Linked DNA regions of Homo sapiens: region 1 is linked to region 2. The links are chromatin loops, found by intact Hi-C in ENCODE. Cell type or tissue: mammary epithelial cell. All regions are shown on one strand. Each heading gives the region's core, and the rest is flanking DNA. Links, peaks and the distances in the headings are about the cores only.

Evidence for each region. Peaks named below come from ENCODE experiments on the same cell type or tissue, not always from the same donor. Only the 100,000 strongest peaks of a DNase experiment are listed, where the experiment ranks them.
Region 1: a loop joins it to region 2, with 7 times the contacts of the local background. A loop is called at or near these places in 3 of 110 quality-filtered maps.

The regions. Positions count from the first base shown.
Region 1 is chr7:54,980,579-54,989,615 of GRCh38, reverse strand. No RefSeq gene overlaps it. Among named protein-coding and RNA genes, the nearest start is that of EGFR, 34 kb to the left of the region's middle. RefSeq lists enhancers at 3,309-4,508, 7,231-7,730. In mammary epithelial cell, for the core only: no CTCF peak of the experiment used is centred there; a DNase peak (open chromatin) is centred at 4,025; H3K27ac peaks cover 2,641 bases.
Region 2 is chr7:54,826,753-54,835,789 of GRCh38, reverse strand. No RefSeq gene overlaps it. Among named protein-coding and RNA genes, the nearest start is that of SEC61G-DT, 72 kb to the right of the region's middle. RefSeq lists a silencer at 1,282-1,473 and an enhancer at 3,774-4,973. In mammary epithelial cell, for the core only: no CTCF peak of the experiment used is centred there; DNase peaks (open chromatin) are centred at 3,939 and 4,579; H3K4me3 peaks cover 562 bases; H3K27ac peaks cover 2,945 bases.

The DNA.
Region 1 (9,037 bases), core at 745-8,744, 150 kb before region 2:
TCTCTTTTATGTAGTATGTGGACAATTTTGCAATTATATGTTGCTTGTGGATTATTAACTTGTGAAAGTGGTTCAAACCATATTTTCATTGTTATAAAAAATGGCACTAACTACCCACATGTGTGATGTGTTATTGCAGACACTTGAGAAGAACTGTGAAACTAAAGCTGGCATTGCCAGTGCTACAGTTCATAAGCAATGGCTGTACCTAGCCAACATTCCAATATGCAATTCAGTGAAAAAAGGGAAATCAATGGAATTAGCAACATTAATGGCATCACAATATATTGATGTATTCTTCTCACTCTCCTCCTGCAGAACTCACACTCCACCCTGGGTATTCACTGCGCAAGCACGAGCTCCCTAGAGGCTGGTGGATTATTTAAATCTCTCTGTTTTATTTGAACTAAAACACAGAGACAAGTGTGTAGTCAGGTGTTGATGGCTGTGTTGCAAAGGGAAGGTCCATGAATTACTGATGTGGAAGCCCTTGGGGCAACAACAACAACAAAAAAAACCAAGGACTGTTTCATGTTTGGTGGTGGTGGTGGTGGTATTTCCCAGATTCTATAATTTATTCAGCAAAGAACTCTGCAAAGAACTCTCACCACCCCATTCTTCTTTCACATGATTGAGATAGTTATTGTCATTTGCAATCTACAGAGCCTTCCTGAACACAAATTGTGATAGTATAAAATACACAAGGTATGTCTATAGAGATACGAGATCAATTCCACTGGCATATTTCTGTCTAGATTGTGAAGAACTAGTTTCCTAAAACTACTCTACTGCTTACTCGGTAGCTGAGGGACCATGTTTCAGGAGAGCTAGGACTGTGGGTGAGATTGGACTGATGAATGTCCACCTCCATGATTTTATGATAGCCAATTACCTTATTACACAATTAGGCCTTGTAAATAGATGGGGACATGCTCAGTCAACTGTACAAATATTAGACATAGATTTGGTGAAAGATTTAGATTATGTATCCCTGTGAGTACAAGAGCTTTTGGTGTGGTGTCAAGTCCTGAGGAAAAATATGTGAATTGTATATTCAGAGATTAAGAAGATAAAGGGACAAATTAATACCTGCTATTTAATGATTAGAAAAATTGCCAACTAATTATGAAAATTAATAATCTGTAAGCTCATTTATTGTATGTATAAGTGAAAACAGTAGGTTACTAGCATACTGCAGTGTTTGGCCTTAATAGCATCTTTATAAAGATAAAAATAAATGATAGTTGAAATAATAGAAATGAATTTTTGAAAAGTGTCTTATTCAAGTAAAGCTCTGCTTATGAAAACTGTTCTTTATTACAAACAAAAGCCCACTTTTTGGCCTTGAAATCCAAGCTTTTCTACTTACAGTTTTTACCTTTTATAAAGTTGTGTCAATAAATCATCAAAACTAGCCAAAATGGATTTCATAGCAGAAAGTCTGACTTGAAACCATTTTTACTATGGTGTGATTTTCCAGCCAGAACTTGTAAAATTACCAAGAGTGACTGTTTTAAAAAACAGTATTGTAAATGCTTCATCAGCCCTGGGCAGCCTTCTTTAACTCCTGACTCCAGGCAGCTTGAGCTTCTTCCTTCTCTGTGTGTTTGTGAAGACTTTGACCTGCCTTGTAAATCTTTGTTTACATGCTTGTCATCATTCTGGACAATGATCTCCTCAAGGTCAGAGGGTGCTTTTTTATTGGTGGTTTGTTTGTTTCCTGGTTGTTGTTTATTTAGGGTTAAACATAACACATATCCACGATAAAAATCAGATGTTTAAAAATATAATAAAGAAAGTTTAAAAATTTAGATCAAATCCCATTAACAAGAAGTAATCATTCTTGGCATTACGTGCAAAATTTTCTAAGTCTAGTGTCTGTGTGTAGTTGCAGATATCAAGAAAGAAAAAATGGGCAGAAATAATTGTAGAACAATAAAATCAAATTACATGTGTTATTTTGAAATAAATTATATTACATTTAATTTTACTTGAACTTAAAAGAAACTAAAGTGAAATTAGAACAACTGAAATTTATTTTTATCTTGATTCTAAATTATCTCTTTAAATTTAAGCAAAGGTTATAAAAACCTTTAAAAGACCATTATTTTGATTAACTAAGCATTTTAGCATTAGGCTTTAGTTATTTATTATCCTATAACTCCCCATTTTTCTTATTTATATTGTTATTTAATTTTAAAATTTTTATTTTGAGATAATTATAGATTCACATCTACAAAGAAATATATGAAATAGTACAGAGATTCTGTTTAGCCTCCATCCAGTTTCCTTCAAAGATAGCATCTTGCATATATACATTATATAGTACAAAATCACAACCAGGAAATCAACTTTGATGCAATCCACTGACCTTATTCAGATTTCATGAGCCTTATATGTACTTATATGTGTATGTGTTTAATTCCATGCAATTTTATCACATGTGTAGATTTGTGTGACCACCACAAACCAAGACGCAGAATAATTCTATCACCAGGATTCTTCAAGCCTTGGCACCAAGAATGTGTTCTCCATCCCTGTAATTCTGTCATTTCAAGAATATCACATACATGGATTCACATATTAGGTAACTAACCTTTTGATACCGGCTTTTTTCACTCCACATAATCCCCCGAGATCCATCCATGTTGTTGCATGTATCAATATTTCATTCCTTTTTATTGCCGAATACTATTCTGTGGCATGAATGTGTCACTGTTTGTTTAACCAGTCACCTGGTGAAGGATATTTAGGTTGTTTCCAGTTTTAAGGTATCACCAGTAGGCATCTATGTACACTCATGTGCAGGTTTTTGAGTGATTTTCAGGGACCCCCCCCGAATAGACACATGTGAGTACAGTTTCTGGGTTGTATGATATGTGCAGGTTTAGTCTTTAGAAACCGCCCCACTCCAGGATCAGTGGACTATTTTACATTCCCACCCGCAATGTGTGAGCCATCCCATTTCTTTGTGTCCTTACAAATGTTTGGTATTATATTAAGTGCTCATGGTAATCACAGTTACATCCTTTTCTATAATCACTATTCACCACAATTATTTCTTTCCATAGTTATATACTTAAATGTATTGAATACTCAGTACCATAAATGCTGTGTTTGGATTAGTGTAGGGATCTTATGAAGCACTTTTGTTGCGCTTTGTGTTTAAAAATCTTATTTAAAAAAACTATTGATGCAATAATCTCTCTAGATTCTTACGTGTTTGAGAACTTCTGTGGCCTTTCTACCTGAAGGAGAAATTTACTGTGTAACAATTCTGGTGGGCAGTTTCATTTATCTTCTGGCATTTCTGGTTACTATAGGAAACCCTACTTCCTCCCCAAAATGTAACTCGCTTTTTTTCCCCCTGAATACTTACATGATTCTTCATCCTTGAGATACAGTAATTTCACGGGCTGTGCCTTGTTGTGTGTTCTCCAGAATGTGTTTCTTGTGGGTTAATCTGCATTGTGAAATATTTCCTTATTCCAGAAAAGCCTTCTCATAGCTTTGAATATTTTCTGTTTACTTTTTCCTGTTCTCTTCATAAGAAATAACAATTCATTTAGCCTCTGGCAGACCCTCTTGGCTTGGAGTCCATAGGAACAGCATTTGACACAGCTCTCCCTAGCATCTCGTGGTGCTGTTGTGGTCTTCAGGGGACACTCACTGTCCCTAAGACCTCAGGGCATCTTACAGCTCAACCTATGGCTGACATCTCCTGACTGGGAACCCTCTGTCCTGCTCAGCCACACTTGAGTCTTGGCCCCAGACAGGCAGTGGCTGCCAGGTGAGCTTCACTGCTTGTCACATGGGTTTGTACATTTCTTTGAATTGTTTATGAAGGGTTCAAGGAGGGGGAATAAAACAAAATGACAAGGTCCATCTGAATAGGAGAGCTCGGCCCTCTTCACCTCGCTGTCCTCCTGCTCCAGGCAGTGTTGACGCAGAGCTGGATAATCCTTATGGAATGTTTGGACAAATGAGCAGATGCAGAAGTGATATTCTGCACCAAGCAGAGTCATCGAAGATGAGAGTGGCTGCAATCAGCTAAAAGAAATCACCAAGACTGGCTCTGACAACTGTGACTGAGTGAGTCATGAAGAACTCATTTAATATTTTTGACCATTTCCTGAATTGCCCACATACAAACCCAGTAAATGATTCATTGTTATCCATTCTCATTGTGAAAATTGCTGAAATAAAATGATCATTATGGTCCAATAATTTTGGTTGCAGCACTATTCACAACAGCAAGAATATGGAATCAATCTAAGTGTCCATGAACGGATGAAAGGATAAAACAAATGTGGTATACACACAATGGAATATTATTCAGCCATGAAAACGAATGAAATCCTGTCATGTGCAGCAATATGGATCCTATCATTTGCGGTAACTGGATGTTAAGTGAAATAAATCAGGCACAGAAAAACAAATATCACATGTTCTTACTCATATATGCAGATAAAAAACTGGATCACCTGAAGATAGAGAGTAGATTGGTGGTTATCAGAGTCTGGGAAGGGTACATGGGGAGGGAGAGATGAGAGAGAGAAAAAAGAATCTGAACATAGTTATTACCACTCAACTGTACTCTTGAAAATGGTAAAGAGGGGATCCCATTGAGTTAAAAAAGCTTCTGCACAGCAGGGGAGACAGTCAATAAAGTGAAGGGACAACCCACAGAATGGGAGAAAATATTTGCAAACTACCCATCTGACAAGGGATTAATAACCAGAATATATAAGGAGTTCCAACAACTCTATAGGAAAAAGTCTAATAATCAGATGAAAAAATGGGCAAAAGATCTGAATAGACATTTCTCAAAAGAACACCTACAAATGGCAAACAGGCATATGAAAAGTTGCCCAACATCACTGATCAGAGAAATGCAAATCAAAACTACAATAAAATATCATCTCACTCCAGTTAAAATGGCTTTTATCCAAAAGACAGGCAATAACAAATGCTGGTGAGGATGCGGGGAAAAGGGAACCCTTGTGTGCTGTTGGTGGGAATGTAAATTAGTGCAACCACTACAGGGAACAGTTTGGAGGTTCCTCAAAGAACTAAAAATAGAACTGCCATATGACCCAGCAATCCCACTGCTGGGTATATACCCAATAGAAAGGAAATCAGTGCATCAAAAAGATATCTGCACTACTATGTTTATTGCAGCACTGTTCACCATGGCCAAGATTTTGAAGCAACCTAAATGTCCGTCGACAGAGGTAGGGATAAAGAAAATGTGGTACATATACACAGTGGGGTACTATTCAGCCATAAAAAAGAATGAGATCCTGTCATTTGCATCAACATGGATAGAACTGGAGGTCATTATGTTACATGAAATAAGCCAGGTGCAGAAAGACAAACTTCACATGTTCACACTCATTTGTGGGAGCTAAAAATGAAAACAATTGACGTCACAGAGATAGAGAATAGAAGGATGGTTACCAGAGGCTAGGAAGGGTAGCAGGGAAGTTAGAGAAGTGGGGATGGTTAATGGGTAAAAATATGTAGTTAGAGGGAATTAAATAAGATCTAGTATTTGATACCATAATGGGGTGACTACAGTCAACAATAATTTATTGTACATTTTTAAATGACTAAAAGAGTATAATTGGCTTGTTTGTAACACAACGACATGAGAAATGCTTGTGGTGATGGATACCCCATTTACCTTGATGTGATTATTGCACATTGTATGCCTGTGTCAAAATGTCGCATGTACCCCATGAATATATACACCTACTATGTACCCATAAAATTAAAAATAAAACATTTAAAAATAGTAGAGATGGTAAATTTTACATATATATTTTACCTCAATAAAAATAAAATTAAAACAGCAGCAATGAATAAACAATATAGCTATAAAGAATATAGCTATCTTCATTAAGTTTCTAGGGTCTGCCAGATTTTAGCTGTTACAATTACTATTGGAATTTTATAGGTAAGAAGAAGAAAATGACTTTCTAGGTGGCAAGCATTCTATGGCCACAATAGCATCTCGTTCTGTAAGTTTTCTGATTGACCCTGTTCTTAGTGTTCAACGTGGGACTGAGAACGTGGGTAGGACATCAGGGCTCTAATTTTCTGCAGATGCTGATAAAGTCTTGGTAAATAATTGTAAAGTTTAGAATCCTGAAATTCTTTTGTTTTAGTTGTCAATGTTCAAGTAAGTCTTTATTAAACGTAACAAATGCTGAGTTAAAAGAGAAAAAAAAACAAATGAACAGGGAAACTTTAGACATTGCTGCTGGGAATCAAAGAGGTACAAGTATTGGAAATGGAAACTATTTGTTAAAATTAAAAATTTATTTCCTGTAAACCGGTAATTTAACTTCTAGATATAGAATTAACAAATTCAAGCCCACATGTGCCAAAAGACACATACAAAGGATTATAGCTGCATTGTTTGTAATTGTTGCAAATTAGAAACAACCAAAATGTCCACCATGAGTAGAATGGATGAGTAAATGGTAATTCATATGAGTAAAAGCTATCTATTAATTAAAAAGAATTAACTAAAGCTACATGGATCAATCCACAAACGTAATTTTCAGTGAAAGAGGTCAGGCTCAGATTAGTGAATGATGCATTATTCTTTTGACAGAAAGTTTGAAGCCAGGCAGAATGGACCCCTGGCATCAGAAGTCGGCATGGTGCTACCTTGGGTTGAGGCAGGGGGCACGGAGCTGCTGGGTGCTGGCTGTGTTTTAGTTCCTGGCATGTGAAAGTTACGTAAGTAGGTTTACATTTAATCATCAAGTTGTTCATTTTTGATGTGTGCACTTTGCTGTTCAGTAAAAAGTGAAAAAAAAAATGTAAAAACAAACCAAGAGGACAGATTTTAACATGGGAGTTTGGAAACAGAAGAGGAAATAGCAGTGGAAAACAGACCTCTGTCTGTCCGTGTATGAAAATTGACAAGACTAAACATCTTAGGAGTAGGAAATGAGGACTCTTGAAACCGAGACACATGTGAAGGGAATCCTAACAAATGACCAACATATTAGCAAGGTATTGGAGTTGCCTAGGGCAGCACAGAGAGAGCGGTGTGTGAACAAGTTTTAAAGATCACAATGGGATGAAAGACTTAAGCGGTGGATCTGTTTTAGAGGCAACCTCTTATTGTATGATCAGACAGTCTCGTCGTAATGATACAACGAATTTCATGGAGGGAAAATAGTAGGTCCCTTGTTTTAAAAAATAGTCTCATCAAATGCATCTGTCTCTGAGAGCAGAGAAAAGGAAAATTACAATTAATGAAACGGAAATATACAGAGGACATTCAAAATAATCATGTGGAAAATCATATGACAAACATCAAAAAAAGTCAAAAACAAAAGGAAGAGACAACGGTATAAAATAAGCCGTAAATAACATACATGTTATGATTGGATAACATCAAGTGCATTCGTCACTACGCTAGGTGGGGTGGGTGGAGGTCATCCCCACCTCCTGGCCAGCGCACATGCGTGCAATCCCCTCCCCTTCGTGTGGGCTGGGCCAATGACTGGTTTCTAAGAATGGGACACAGCGGAAGTGATGGCTGTCACTGCTGAGGTTAGCGACATGAACACTGCAGTTTCAGCCTTGGGCTGCTGTCTCTGCGCTGAGGGGAGCTGGCTGCCATGTCCTGAGCTGCCCTGTGGAGAGGGTCACGTGTCAAGGAACTGATGTCTCCCACTGTGGAAATAAATGAAGACCACCCAAATAAGAACAGGCAAAGGCTGTTTATTCAGAGCTGCTATAGCAAGGGGGTCCATGGCCATCAGTTGCATCCTGACAGACTCAGGCAGGCAAGGAGTGGGGAAGCTTCACCGTGGAAAAGGGGAGGCTTCGGGTGCCCTGGCAGGGGCTGTGGGCCTGAGGAAGCCGGGGGCGGCTGGTGAGAAGTGGGCATCCCATGGGACTGGCTAGGGGACATACTGGGCTTTCTCTGGTTGGCCCTAGATTGGAAGCAGGGATGAAATCTAGGAAACTGTGAGTTATTAATCAAGTCCTGGCTGTTTGGGTCTGATTATTACAGACTGCAATGTTTAATTTCCCATGTTATTTCTAGAGACAGCAATCTGAATTCCTACAAGCCTGGCATGGAGCAGGCTGGCCTCCCTGGCTGGTTCCTGTAGATGAAGGCTTGGCCTCCTGGGCTGGCTGCTGCAGGGGGTGGGTGGGAGTTCTACTCTTATAGATGCTCTGGCCATTGTCCATTTGTGTACTCAGTCTCTCACCACTGAGAGCCAGCAAGGACCCAAGGCCTGGAAACAACCTGGCGAGGGGTCTTGGTTGTGGGTCCTCCCCGTGAGCGTAGAAATGACCGCATACCAGATTCAACTAAAAAATAAAATCCAGCTATTATCTGTTTGAAAGAAAGATTTAAAATATGATCAAAAAAGGTGGGAAAAAAAGATGAAAGTATTAGGTCCAGGAAATGGATGGGGAAGGGGAAAACATATATGTGAAACTATAAAAATATTTAGCTTTTTTGGCTACAAAGTAAAACATTAAAAGTAAAAGTTATTAGTCCTCATTTCTCACATGATGGGTGAATGTTATTTTCATTTTCATAAATTTTTGCTTTCTAATTTTCTTACGCTGAACGTCAAATTTCTGATCAGGAAATACAAGGAAATAAAGTACTCCTCCATTTTTCCTGGGTCCTTCCTCCTTATGCCTCTCTCTTCCTGTCTAAGCACGGGGTCCCAGCACCGCCTCTGCGGGCTCCTTTTCTCAGCCCCTCTTTTTGGTGCCTGTTCCTTCCTGCTTGCAGCCTTTGGAAGCCGCTGCTCTTCCGCCCATGTCTGCGCTCCCTCTGCCCGTGGATATCGCTTGCCTCTCTCTTCCTGGCCAATGGGGTGGCCCTGCCTTCATAGCATCTCCGGTTCTCTTCCACGGCGCCCGAGGGCGTCCTGGGGGGAGAGGCCTCCTGGGGATAGGCCTATGTTGCTTCCTCCCTGACACACACCCTGGATCCCCGAATGCAAACTATGTACATGGATAGGCTAAAAAACAAGCTTTTGTAAAT
Region 2 (9,037 bases), core at 725-8,724:
ACTTTGGCCTCTCAAAATTCAGGAGTTACAGGTATGAGCCACCATGCCCAGGAAAACCACTTTAGGACCCTTTTACTCTGTGAAAGCCATTGTGATGGGCACTGGCTTCACGGAGTAAAAGGGTCCTAAAATGGTTAGGCAAAGATTCTCAGCCTCTTGGATACTATGTTCTAGCTAACTAGAAACTCTGTAAGTTTTAAAATAGGTATCTTTAGTGCAGGAGTCTTGCTTAGTGAATTGTGCAAGTTTTATTCAACACACATTTTTGAGGACCTCCTTTGTGCCAGGCAAGGTGTTAAGAGGCCAGCAAAGAGAGAGGCAGTTCGGCTAGGTGTGGTGGCTCACGCCTGTAATTCCAACACTTTGGGAGGCTGAGGCGGGTGTACCACCTGAGGTCAAGACCAGCCTGGCCAACATGGTAAAACCCCCCGTCTCTACTAAAAATACAAAAATTAGCTGGGTGTGCGCCTGTAATCCCAGCTACTGCCGAGGCTGAGGTAGGGGAATTGCTTGAACCTGGGAGGCAGAGGGTGCAGTGAGCCGAGATCGTGCCACTGCACTCCAGCTTAGGTGACAGAGCAAGACTTCGTCTCAGAAAAAAAAAAAGAGAGAGAGAGGCAGTTCACGACCTTGGCATTTATCCTCTAGCAGAGGGAGGTGCCAAAGGGATCTCACAAATGCAAGCAAGCTTCCTTGATAAATATGATGCTGAATTGCTGAATTGCTGCATGGCGTCAAGGGACTTTATGATGGACGGAACTGACTTAGGTCGGGGCAGTGAGGATTGAATCGGGATTTAAAGGAGGCAGAGGATGTGTTGCCTTGCAGCAGATTTGAGGGAAGTTGCAGAGATGGGGATGCAAAAACTCTGGTCAAAGACTGTGCGGTGAGCATGAGGACAGGACGGAAGGTCACTGTACAGGGCATGAAGTGAGGCAGGGGACACAGCAAACATAGGGCCTGGTGAGAGTTCTGAATTTAATGCACACACTGAGGGTGGGAGCAGGGTGGGTGGAAGTCCATAACTTCCACCAAGGACATTATGATAGGCAAATCAGGCGCAAGACTCTGCCTGCAATTAAACCATTGCCTATCAGCCCCAAACCACCTCTCCGCACTCCGCAGTAGTGATTTTCCGGCAATGTCACTGCCAACTCAATTTCTCCTTTGCGGATTGGTCCCTGTTCGCTTCCGCCACTGGGACACTGGACCAGGCACTGGGAGGCGGGAGGAGAGCCGAGGGGACTAGGGCTGTGGCTCCCTGTCCTTCCTGGTAGGGTCCCTCCGCAAGGACGCTTCGACCTGGCAGCAGCAGTTGGTCATCCTCTTCCAGCAGTTCCGGAAGCAGCGCCTCTATGGCCCCTGAGACGTCTGGGGCCCGCCCTGGGCCTTCAAACCCGAGCGGTCCAGGCAGAGAGAAGCAGACGTGCCGCAAAGGCCACATGGTGAGCTTGACGCTAGGGCGCCCCAGCCAAGGCTCTCAGCCTCCACTGCGTGTTAGAATCGTGGGCTCGGGGCCGGGCGCGGCGGTTCAAGCCTGTAATCCCAGCACTTTGGGAGGCCGAGGTGGGCGGATCACGAGGTCGGGAGACCAAGACCATCCTGGTTAACACGGTGAAACCGGTGAGCCGAGATCGCACCACTGCGCTCCAGCCTGGGCGACAGAGTGAGACTCTGTCTCAAAAAAAAAAAAAAAAAAAAAAAGGAATCCTGGGCTAGGAAGCCTGCAGAGTCAGAATCCTAGGGCAGGAGGCCGGCCCTGTAGAAACGGGTGGGAGCCGGCCACCCGGGATGAGACAGGGTCAGCCAGGAGCCAGGCCCCAACCATTTAGCTGCCGTCCAGGCACCCTCCGGAAGCTTCCCTGCGCCTGCTTTGAACCCATGGTTGCCAAGCGCGGTTACTCATGCCTGTAGTCCCAGCACTTTGGGAGGCCGAGGCAGGCGGATCACGAGGTCAGGAGTTCGAGACCAGCCTGGCCAACATAGCGAAACCCCATCTCAACTAAAAATACAAAAATTAGCTGGGCGTGGTGGCAGGCGCCTGTAATCCCAGCTACTCAGGAGGCTGAGGCAGGAGAATCGCTTGAACCCGGGAGGCGAAGGTTGCACTGAGCCGAGATCGCGCCATTGCACTCCAGCCTGGGGACAGAGCAAGACTCCGTCTCAAAACAAACACAAACAAAGACAAACAAACAAAAAAGAACTCATGGCTGAGAAATGCCGGCCGGATCTCAGCTCCTCTCGGCCCGCGTGTCCAGAAATCGACACGGATTCTAATCAGGGGTTGAGAGACATGAAGAGCCCACCCCCCTCCATCCCACCTGCCGCCAGCACCAGCCCGCACCGCTCTAGGAGCCGCCACCGCTGCGGCCACCGCTGCGGCTTCCCTCGCATGGCCGCAGGGCCTGGAACCAGTGCGCGCCTCGGATGCAGGCTTCGCGAAGATTCGGCAGCCGCAGGGCCGGGCGCCTGGCCACCAGCCTGCACTGCTCCTGCTGTGTTGTGCCAGCCTCAAGCCAGATTTACGTTGCTTCTGGAAAAGAAACGCGTCATTACTCATCCAGGCTCGGAAACAAGCGGCACTTCAGCCTCGTCGCCGTCCCCTGGCTGCACAGGGCGGGCGACTTGGGCCGGCGAGGCCAGGGCTGGACACGGTTCGGGATGAACGCTCCCTGACCCACGTCTGGCCTGCTGCCCACTCAGCCCTGCATTATGGAAGAGTCACTCAGCGTCGCTGCACGCCTCGGTGCCCCTATTCACAAACCTGCAGCCCAGTCCTGGGCTTCCTCCCCCAGATGGAGCAGGCAGGGCTCCAGGACCAGTCCTGTGTGAACCCCAGGCCAGCGAGGTGCAGTCCTGGCCCTCTTAGGAGGAGAATCCTTAGGATCACCTTCCTCTACTCTGCGCTTCTATTGAAAAACCGCATTGCAAGAGGGAAGTGGTGGGGCAGGGAATGGGGAGGCTTTTCTACTTTGTTTGAAATGGCATTACAGCTTCTCTGATTTTAAGAGTAATACATTATCATCGCAAAAAACTCAAGGCAAAAATAATTTCTGTGATATCAACTTCTAGAGATAATTTCTACTAGTATTTTATTGTATTTTTGAGGTACATATTATGAAAAGAGAAAGAGGATAGGTGTATTTTAAAACCAACAATGATTTAATCTTTTTAATGATGTTTAAATGCTTTAATGCTATTTTGTTTACTTTATTTCCATCTGCTATAATCTTTTAACTACTGTTTTGTAAAAATACTCACTAAGATAACTCCTAACACCTTTTCTACTTTATATTTTTTGTGTATTTTTTCAGTGTTTGAAAGTTGTATGGTATATTTTAGAGGACGTGGAATAGATTTTTTAAAAGAATATGTATTGAATCAAATGGTGCACTTAATTCAGCCTAATGTCTTCAAGGTTTACCCATGTTGCAGAAATGTGTTAGAATTTCCTTCCGTGTAAAGGCTGAATAATATTCCATTATATGTGTATATCACATTTTCTTTTTATGGTAGTAAACATTTTATTTTTATTTATTTTTTAGTTGACAGAAAAATTGTTTGTATTTATTATGAACAACATGATGTTCTGAAGTACAGTAGTCTTCCCTTATCTGCAGTTTCCTTTCTGCGGTCTCAGTTACTTGTGGTCAACCATGGTCCAAAAGTGTTAGATGGAAAATTCCAGAAATTAAGAATCAGTTTTAAATTGTGTGCCATTCTCAGTAGTGTGATGAAATATCATACTGTCCCGTCCATCACACCCAGGATGTGAATCATCCCTTTGTCCGGCGTACCTGGGCTGTTATACACTACCTGCCCATTAGTCACTTAGCTGTCTTGGTGATCAGACTGACTGCCAAGTATAGTGTGTAAACCAAAAAGTATCTGAGAAAGGTCTCCATCAATTCAGAAGTTAATTTTGCCAAGGTTAAGGAAATGCCCGCAAGGGAGGTCTGTGCCTTGCTCCAAAGACGATTCTGAGGGCTTTGGTATTTAAAGGGGAAAGAGGGAAGTTGTGGTTACATGACTGAATCCATGTGTTGCAAGAGAAAAGGAGCAGGTAGGGGAATAGCCTATTATGTGTTCTTCTAGCTCTCAGTAAATCGGCGCTTCACTTAAGATAAGGTGAGGGTACAGTAGCTACCTGTGGAGATGTTTAACCTTTTATCTGTACTACTCTGCTTGGGAATAAAAGGAAAAGCAGCTTCTTGCATGACTCAGCTTTCAGCTTAATATTTTCTTTTAGCAGAGTGAAATTAGGTTCCTAAGTTTTGGTTTTCCTTTCGCAAGTATATGTAGGGTTTGGTACTATGCATGGTTTCAGGCATTTACTGAGGGTCTTGGAATGTATCCTCTTGGAATGGATAAGTAGGGACTACTGTATATATACATTGTGGAATGGCTAAATCTAGCTTGCATTATCTCACATAGTTGTCATTTTTGTGGTGGGAACACTTAACATCCTCATTCAATTTTTACACGCAGGTACTGAGTGTCTACCATGTACCAGATTCTGCTCTGATACTGGGGACAGAAGAGAGACAGGCCACACCCTGAACCCACGGAGCCAGGAGCGATGATGAATAAGAAAACAAACAAAAAAAATTGAGCAAGATGATTTCAAAGTGTGGCATTAGGTAGTAATAAACAAGATGATGAATGAGTAGGCAAGGGGTGGGAGAAGGTTATTCAGATAGGATGGTCTGGAAAGGTCTCTGTAGAGGTTGTGTTTGATCTAAGAGCTGAAGGATAAGAAAGACTCGGGGATAGAAGGGACTTGAAATATTACAAGAATGGAAGGGAGGCTAAACTGCTGAAATACCCGTGTGCATGTATGTGTACGTGTGTGTGTGCATGCATGTGTGTGCATGCATGTGTGTGTGTGGTGATGAAAGACAGATGAGGCTAGAGAGAGCCTTTTATTATTGCAAAATATTATGTTTGAAGAGTTTTAAGCTTACGAATGAGACAACCTGATTATTAGATTTAAAAAGATGGTCCTGGCTGCTTTATGAATTAACATTTGTGTAAAGTTTTACAGTTTACACAGTATTTTCCCATTCATAGTCTCATTTTATCCTCATTCCAGACTTTTGAAAAGGTCTTCCTCATTCCCCTTTATTTTTCATTTGTGATAAGAACACTTAACATGAGATTTACCTTCTTAACAGATTTCAAGTGTACAATACAGTATTGTTAACTGTAGGCATGACGCTGTACATCAGATCTCTATAACTTATTGATTTCACAAAACTGCAATTTTATATCCATTGGACTGTAACTTCCCCTTCTCCTCTCCCTCCAGCCCCTAGCAAACACCATTCTACTCTCTGCTTTTATGAAATTGACAGTTTTAGATTCCTTATGTAAGTGAAATCATGCAGTATTTACCTTTCTGTGACTGACTTAGCATAATGTCCTCAAAGTTCATCCATGTTTTCACATGTTGCGGAATGTCCTTCTTTTCTAAGGCTGAATAGTATTCCACTGAATGTATACACCAAACTTTCTTGATTCGTTTACCTTCCAATGAATATTTAGGTTGTTTCTACATCTTGACTATTGTTAATAATGCTGCAATGAACGTGGGAGTATTAATTTCTCTTCAAGATCCTTATTTCAATCCTTTTGAATAAATACCCAGAAGTTGAACTGTTGGATCATATGTTAGCTCTATTTTTAATTTTTTGAGGCACTTCAATACTGTTTTTCATTATGGCTGCACAATTTTACATGCCCACCAACTATGTACAAGGGATTCAATTTCTCTGTATCCTCACCGACATTTGTTGTCTTTGTTTTTTTGATAATAGACATCTTAACAGGAGTAGGGTGATATCTCACATTGTGGTTTTGATTTGCAATTTCTTCGTGATTAGTGACACTGAGCAACTTTTCATATACAAGTTGGCCATTTGTATGTTTTCTTGAAGAAATGTCTATTCAGGTCTTTAGCTCATTTAAAAATTGTGCTACCAGGTTGTTTTTTTTTTTTTTTTTTTTTTTTTTTGCTATTGAGTTTTAGCAAATATTGTAGCAAATATGTTTCTTAAGTATTTTGGAAATTAACTCCTTATCACACGTATGGCTCACAAACATTGGAAAACTGGGAATAAATGTGGCTAACTCAGTGTATGAGTCCATTTTTGTGTTACTATAAAGAAATATCTGAGGCTGAGTAATTTATAGAGAAAAGAGGTTTATTTGGCTCACGGTTCTGCAGGCTGTACAGGAAGCATGGCACTAGCATCTGCTTTTGCTGAGATCTCAGGAAGCTTCCAATCATGGCAGAAGGCAAAGGGGAACCAGTGTGTCACATTGCAAGAGAAGAAACAAAAGAGAGAGGAGGTAGTTCCAGGCTCTTTTGAACAATCAGATCTTTTGTGAACTCATAGTGTGAGAACTCAAAGATGGCACCAAGCCATTCATGAGGGATTTACCCCCATGATCAAAACACCTCCCGCCAGGTCCCACCTCCAACATTGGAGATCACATTTCAACATGAGATTGGGAGAGACAAAACATCTAAACTATAGCACTCTGCAAAGGTCACAGTGGTAGAATTGCACCCATGTCTTCTGACTCAAAATGTCTTCAAGACACTTTTGGACAATCACTACTTTCTTTCACATACTTATTTATTTCCATTACAATTTTAGTTATCTAAGTGAATGGACAAAAAATGTCAGTTAGCTGCCTGCTACTTTAACAGAACCATGTTAAATGCTAAATAGATACTTCAGTTCAGATGTATTTCTTGTGCTCAGTCCAGTTGGACTGTAGTTGGAGAGCCCAGACATATTTTCATGTATAATTAATGTGGGACTAAAACAAAAAGCATTAAGAAAGTTACCAGAGATTGTCAAGAGTAATTTTTAAGGAGTTCAGACATGAGGCCCATTCTATAAAATGAGTACACATTGGACAGGTCATGGGATGAAGAAGTGCATTTTGGGAGATTTAAAAAATTGGTAGCCAAGAATTTAACATCCCCATCCCTACACTACATAATCATAATACCCACAACTTCCCCCTCCAAAAAACTGAACTGCGGTATAAATAAAACCAACATGCCATCTTCACAAAAGTCCCCAGCTAGCAACCCTCAGTCTTTCCAGTCACAGAACTGTCCCAGAGTCTCTCCTTTATAGAAATTTTGGAACTACTAATGAACAAGCCAGGAATATTTGAAAACAAAAGCACTGAGGTTGAAATTTGTAAAATGCATTTGGAGGATGGGAAGGTAGATGACATTGTAAAACAGGTCGAGAGTGTTGAAGTGTGAGAGGAACATGCATGGAGCTCTGCTTCGGCAAGTTTTAATTCACAGCAGGGAGAATTCAGAATGTCATAGAAACTGAAATCATTTAAAGGGATAAGAGGTTTCTTTGAATAATCTAGGTAGTTAGAATGCAAGCGAAGATGTGAAGAAAAAGGACAAATTGGAGAATCATGTTTGTGGTCATGTAGAATTGAATTGGGAAGGCCTGTCGATTAATGGAGCAACACTCGGCATTCAGTTTTCCTTCAATAAGAAGGCTACGTTCTCTCATGCTTTATGATGGCAGCAGTGTGTAAAGAACTTGGAACTAGTTCCTTCAAAACAGGCTCATTTTTTTAAACTTGTTTATATGAGTTAGTTTTATTTTACTTTTATTTTAGGTTCATGTTACAAAGGAAAACTTGTGTCATGGGGGTTTGATGTACAGATTATTTGACCATCCAGGTAATAAGCATAGTACCCGATAGGTAATTTTTTAATCCTCACCCTCCTCTGCCCCTCCACTCTCAAGTAGGCTCCTGGGTCTGTTGTTCCCTTTTTTGTGTCCATGTGTAGTCAGCGTTTAGCTCCCACTTATAAGCGAGAACATATGGTATTTGGTTTTCACTTCCTGTTTTAGTTTGTTTAGAATTATGGCCTCCAGCTCCATCCATGTTCCAACAAAGAACATGATCTCATTCCTTTTTATAGCTGCATAGTATTCCATGGTGTATATGTATCACATTTTATTTATCTAGTCTACCACGGATGAGCATGTAGGTTTATTCCATGTCTTTGCTATTGTAAATAGTGTTGTGATGAACAAATGCATGCATCTATCTTTATAATGGAATGATTTATATTTTTTGGATATATACCCAATAATGGGATTACTGGGTTGAATGGTAATTCTGCTTTGAGTTCTTTGAGAAATCACCAAACTGCTTTCCACAATGGCTGAACTAGTTTATGTTCCCACCAGCTGTTTGTAAGCATTCCCTTTTCTTCACAAGCTCACCTGCATCTGTTATTTTTTTAATGTTTTAATAGCCATTCTGACTGGTGTGAGATGGTATTTCATTGTAGTTTTGACTTGCATTTCTCTAATAATTAGTGATGTTGAGCATTTTTTTCATGTTTCTTGACCACTTGTATGTCTTCTTTTGAAAAGTGTCTGTTCATGTCCTTTGCCCAGTTTTTCATGGGGTTGTTTTTTGCTTGTTGATTTGTTTAAGCTCCTTATAGATTCTTGATATTAGACTTTTGTCAGATGCATAGTTTGAAAATATTTTCTCCCATTCTGTAGGTTGTCTGTTCACTCTGTTGATAGTTTCCTTTGCTATACAGAAAAGCTCTTTTGATGAACTGGGTCCCATTTGCCAATTTTTGTTTTTGTTGCAGTTGCTTTTGGCATCTTTGTGATAAAATCCCTTATCCAGAATGGTATTTTCTAGGTTATCTTCCAGTGTTTTTATAGTTTTAGGTTTTACATTTAAGTCTTTACTCCATCTTGAGTTGATTTTTGAATACAGTATAAGGAAGGGGTCCAGTTTCAATTTTCTGCATATGTCTAGCCAGTTATCCCAACATTGAACAAGGAGTCCTTTCTTCACTGCTTGTTTTTGTCAACTTTATTGAAGATCAGATGGCTGTACATTCATGGCATTATTTCTGGGTTCTCTGTTCTTTTCCATTGGTCTATGTGTCTGTTTTTATACCAGTACCATGCTGTTTTGGTTACTGTAGCCCTGTAGTATAGCTGGAAGTCAGGTA